2 separate regions of the Homo sapiens genome follow, and region 2 is linked to region 1. Evidence: chromatin loops called from intact Hi-C (ENCODE). Cell type or tissue: endothelial cell of umbilical vein. All regions are shown on one strand. Each heading gives the region's core, and the rest is flanking DNA. Links, peaks and the distances in the headings are about the cores only. Region 1 has its middle 280 kb from the start of LINC02398. Region 2 has its middle 23 kb from the start of LINC02468.

Region 1 (2,829 bases), core at 256-2,755:
ATAGAGTCCCAAAGGGCCTGGAGCGTTTTGCCCCACTAGACCCTGAAGTGAGCTAGATATCCAGAGACTGGAAGCTGGGGATGGTGGACTCTGGAGCAGTGGTGGTAGGTTGGGAGTAGAGGACACGCACCTTCACAGCACCTAAGAAGTAGCAGAGCTTCTGTGTGAATGTCTAGAACCCTGCACAGCGTGAAGGTTCTGTGTCAATGCCCCACGAAGGCGGTGAATGGTAAAAGAGAAATGCCTCCAAAAGGACCACACAAGCTTAAACAACAAACATCTCAGTGACTATCAACAAAGGCAGAGAATGGAGGCCCTGGTCCAATTTTTCTGGTTTATTTAAGCCCCTTGGGTCTTTTCCCATTCTGCGTGAAGTAGGGAAGTTCTCCTTAAAAAAAAAAAAAGAAAAGAAAAAGAAAAAAAAACTTGAGTTTGGATGTCCTGCTAGCCTGCTAGCCAGGAAAATGGAATAACCCATATTTAATTTGATTCATAACAATAAAGAAATGAGATGCTTTTTGTATACTGATATTCTTGAACACCAACTGGATACCCTATCCTACTAATCCCGTACTGCTTATGAATGTTCCCTGGTTCCACAAATATCTCCACTGCAAATGAACTAACTACTCAGTTAACTAGTTCAGAGTTCGGACATTTTATATCTGCAACATGTAGATTACCCTAGTCTTGGTATGCCCCTTTTTTATTAAATTAAACTTTATTAAAAATGTGTGTATCCCTCTTTAAATTTGTAATTACCACGAAAAAAGATTCCTACCATATGTTTTTTGCCTGATTTGGATATTTAGATATATCTGAGGGGCATTTCTGAATTCTTAGCTGCTGTGTGCAGTTTTATGAAAAAAAGCAAAAGCAGAAGAAACATGACAAATTTATCGATCTCCACCAATAAGTCAAGTGGCCAAAGCTCCCTTGCCTTCCATTCCGTCAGAGAATAACGGAGCAAAATGCAATTATAAAGCATAAGGTTCTTGTGCAGCTTTGCTCTGAAGACAGTGAGTCCTGTTTTCTGCTTTTAACTAAAAGCAGTATTTCTACCTTCAAATTGGACAAGTCATTTCACCTCTGTGGGCCTTGGTTTCCTCACCTAAAAGTTTGCATGTTCAACTAAATGATCTCCAAGGCTCTTTATAGCACTAAGATCCTATGATTTCAAGCTATTATATGAAATCCAAGAAACAAAAGACAAGAGGAGCATTGTTCTCATTCTATTGTTCATCCAGCTGGATTTATCAGATTAAGATTCTGAGTTCATAAATAAGAAAGAAAAGACACTTATACAATATAGAACGCATTTGCAGTAAGAGCATTTTTCATCCATATGGATCTTAACTATTTCACGTGCTAACAAATAATTGAACAGACTATCTATAGAAATGGTTTTGTCCATTCATCCACTTTTCTCTATCAACGTAAAAATAACTTTATTGCTTTTTTATAAAACTGTGTTTAAATAAAAATAGGAAAATGCAATTTTCAACAGTTTCTGAGATCTAGTTATGAGAGAAGTTGCCACAACCTCAAACATCTCTTCAAATGAGGACAAAGGTAAGAGTGCCATCTGCTGGCCTAAATTGTCTAATTGTGTCTTTAAAACTTTATACAGTAAAATACTTATGAAACTTACCTACATTCTGCTTTGATGAAAACCCTGAGCTTTTCAATAACTTGATGTGTGGAGCTTAAATACAATAATCATTTTTCCAAGTGTCCAAAATACACAAAGCATATGAGTATAGCAAAATATTACTCCACAAACTAAATAAGTACTTAATTTAAATATATCCTACAATATTTACCATATCGAAAAGCTACAAATCTATTGGGTCCAAAGGTAAGTAGATAGTGTCTTTCTTTAAAAGCTTCTGAGAAAACTAGAATATTTGGAGTGTTTGTACAGCAGGAAATGGTGTCAATCATCAAAAGATCCCTCAGTTTAATAGCAGAAACCTGAATGGTAACTCTATAGACGGGGTTTAATTAAGAAAGAAAGAACACACAGTTAACTTGGAAAATCATATATCAGATTTAAGCATAACTTCATGCCTCCACACTGGCATCAATAGGTAGATGAAGGCCACAATGAAACACTAACTGACTCTCCTCTGTGGGATAGTGTGGTATTAACTTCTGGGCTACCAGGAGCACTATTATTCTTTTTTTTTTTTTTTTTTTTTTTTTGAGACGGAGCCTCGCCCTGTCGCCCAGGCTGGAGTGCAGTGGTGGGATCTCGGCTCACTGCAAGCTCCGCCTCCCGGGTTGACGCCATTCTCCTGCCTCAGCCTCCCCAGTAGCTGGGACTACAGGCGCCCACCACCACGCCCGGCTAATTTTTTGTATTTTTAGTAGAGACAGGGTTTCACCGTGTTAGCCAGGATGGTCTCAATCTCCTGACCTCCTGATCCGCCCGCCTCGGCCTCCCAAAGTGCTGGGATTACAGGCGTGAGCCGCCGCGCCGGTCTTTTTAACCCTTTCTTACCCGCAAAATCCCCTTCAGAGAAGATTCTCTTCCAACAGGATCCCCTATAGCAATGGAGATGCTCAGGGAATGTTTCACATAAAACAAATAAAATTCAATCAGATTACTAATTCAAGTAAGTCTGAGGTAATCTCAGGAAAATTTACTCCATTGCCTGAAATGTTGGATAACTGTATAGGGCAATGCTGAAAAGACATCTAAGGAGGAGTGTGAAACAACTGGAATATTTTTCATTCAAAAAAACTACTTGAAACTTTCTATGTAAAAAGCATTTAACTAGAAAAAAAAATTATTCTAAAGAGATAAAGTTCAATATTACCAAGAAC
Region 2 (2,829 bases), core at 207-2,706, 410 kb before region 1:
AAATACATATAAGAGGTAAAACAAGTAAGCATGAATAAGATTTGATCATTAACAAACCTGACCTAATTAATATATATCAGCGCTGTACTAAAAACTTCAGTGTGCACATTCTTTTCTGGTTCACATGAAACCAGTATCAAAAATGAATATATACAAATTTCTAAGAACTAACATCATACAAAATTTACTTTCTGACCATCATGAAATTAAGTTTGAAATAAAAAACAAAAAAACCCACAAAGATTTAAGAATTAAGCAAAACCTGTCTAAATAACCCTTCTATCAAAGAAGAAATCACAGTAGAAAATTAAAATAAAATAATAATATTATGATAAAATAATAATGAAAAGACTGCATACCAACATTGCAGGCTACTGCAGAAGCTTAACAGAGCAGCAGTTCTTAAACGTTGGCACCCATTAGGATCACCTGAGGCCTTCTTAAAATACAAGGTGTTGTACCCCATCTTTAGAGCTTCTTATTCAGTAGGTCTGGCACATGGCTTAAGAATTTGCATTTCTAACAATATCCCAGAATATACTGATGTTTTTGGTTAAGGAACCACATCTTATCCTAGGATATATAAACAACTTTATGACAATAAATTTTATTTTAAAAATATTTTTTAGAAAAACAAAATTTACCAAAATTAGCACAAAAACAAATATGAAATCTTCATAGCTTTATCTATAGTTGACCCTTAAGCAACTCGGGTTTGAATTACATGGGTCCACACATACACTGGTTTTATTTCAGTAAATATACTGAAAAAATTTTTGGAGATTTGTGACAATTTATTAAAAGCTCTCAAATATTTAAAAAATATAAGAAAAAGTTGGATATGTCTTGAATGTATGAAATATATGTAGATACTAGTCTACTTATTTACTACCATAAAACATACAGAAAGCTATTATAAGAAGTTTAGGTTTATCAAAGTAAAGCTTTATGTTTAACTAAAGTTACGTACACAAACATACGCCATACATGGTACCATTTGCAGTCAAGAGAAACATAAACAAATGTAAAGATGTGGTTTTAAAATGGCATGAAATTAACTGTAGTTCACACTGTACTACTGTAACAGTTTCATAGCTACCTCCTATGGCTATTGCAGTGAGCTCAAGTGTTGCAAATATCCATTTTAAATGACTTGTGATGCTAATCATCTCTGCATGAGCAGTTTGTCTCAACAGTAAATTGCACATCACAGAAAAAAAATGGCCTCTTGCAGTTCTCTCATATTTTTTATTGTGTTTAGGGCAATACTTTAAACCTTGAATCACACCATGTGATCCATACGAAGTGCCACTAGTGATGCTGGCAATGCTCCCAAGAAGCACACAGCAGTCACGACATTACAAGACAAAGTTGAATTGCCGGATATGCATCAGAGATTGAGATCTGTAACTGCAGTAGCCCTGCCATTTCAAGAGAAATAAATCCAGCAATAACGACCATTGAAAAAATGGAAAGGAAACTTGTGAACCCATAGCTGCAGCTACACCAGCAGGTGCAAAAGCCTTACACTTTTTGTCAGATACCCTTTTATCTTATATTGAAAATGCAGCTGACAGCTTAAAGCAAAAAGAAGGATCTAAAGCTGGAGAATTTAATGCCAGCAAAGGATTGTTGGATAATTTTAGAAGGAAGTTTGGCTTTTAAAATGTCAAAATAATAGGAAAAGCAGCTTCTGCCAGTCAAAAGGCAACAGATAACTTCCCAGATGCCATTAAGAAAATGATTGTAGATAGGCGAAGCACAGTGGCTCACACCTGTAATCACAGCACTTTCGAGGTCAACGTGGGTGGATCACCTGATCCCAGGAGTTTCAGACCAACCTGGGCAACATGGTGAAATCCTGCCTCTACAAAAAAAAAAATGTGTGTGTGTATATATATATATATATATATATATATACACATACATACATACATATATATATACACATACATATATATATATACATACATACATATATATATATATATACATACATATATATATACACACACACACACACACACACACATATGAAGCCAGGCATGGTGGCATGCACTTGTAGTCCCACCTACTCAAGAGGCTGAGCTAGGAGGATCACTTGAGACTGGGAGGCGTAGGTTGCAGTGAGCCCAGATCGCACCACTGCACTCCAGCCTGGGAAAGAGAGAGAACTTGTCTCAAAAAAAAAAAAGAAAAAAAAAAAAAAGAAAGAAAATGGTTGAAGATAAAGAACATTTACCTAAACAGGTTTTTAATGCAGATAAGAGTGCCCTATTATAGAAAAAAAGAAATATCACAATGAACATTAATTAGTAAGGAAGAGAAGTGAATGCCAGGATTTAAGGCAGAAAAGGATAGTCTAACTCTACCGTTTTGTGCAAAAACATTTGGGTTTATGATCAGGACTATCCTTATCTATAGAGCTGCTAACCCCTGAGGTTTTTGTTTTTGTTGTTGTTCGTTTTGCTTTGTTTTGTTTTAGAGACAAGGTCTCACTGTGTTCCCCAGGCTGGAGTGCAGTGGCTCAACCATGACCCACTGCAGCCTTGAACTTCTGGCCTCAAACAATCCTCCCACTTTGGCCTCCTAAAGCAGTGAGATTACACACATGAGCCACCATGCTCAGCCTTCCCCTGAGATTTGAAGGTAGAAAATAAACACCAGTTGCCAGTCTTTTTGTTGTACACAAGAAGGCCTTGATGAGAACCCTTTTTCTGGATTGGTTCTGTCAGTGCTCTGTCTCTGAAGTCAGGATGTACCTTGAGAGTAAGAGACTGCTTTTTAAAGTTCTTTTGACATTAGACAATGCCCCTGGCCACTCAGAAC

Evidence for each region. Peaks named below come from ENCODE experiments on the same cell type or tissue, not always from the same donor. Only the 100,000 strongest peaks of a DNase experiment are listed, where the experiment ranks them.
Region 2: it touches region 1 in a loop (5-fold over the local background); 1 of 110 quality-filtered maps calls a loop at or near these places.

What each region holds. Positions count from the first base shown.
Region 1 is chr12:19,738,148-19,740,976 of GRCh38, reverse strand. No RefSeq gene overlaps it. Among named protein-coding and RNA genes, the nearest start is that of LINC02398, 280 kb to the left of the region's middle. In endothelial cell of umbilical vein, for the core only: a CTCF peak has its summit at 1,584 (motif pointing left); a DNase peak (open chromatin) is centred at 1,586; H3K27ac peaks cover 785 bases.
Region 2 is chr12:20,149,525-20,152,353 of GRCh38, reverse strand. No RefSeq gene overlaps it. Among named protein-coding and RNA genes, the nearest start is that of LINC02468, 23 kb to the right of the region's middle. In endothelial cell of umbilical vein, for the core only: no CTCF peak of the experiment used is centred there; a DNase peak (open chromatin) is centred at 1,333; H3K27ac peaks cover 791 bases.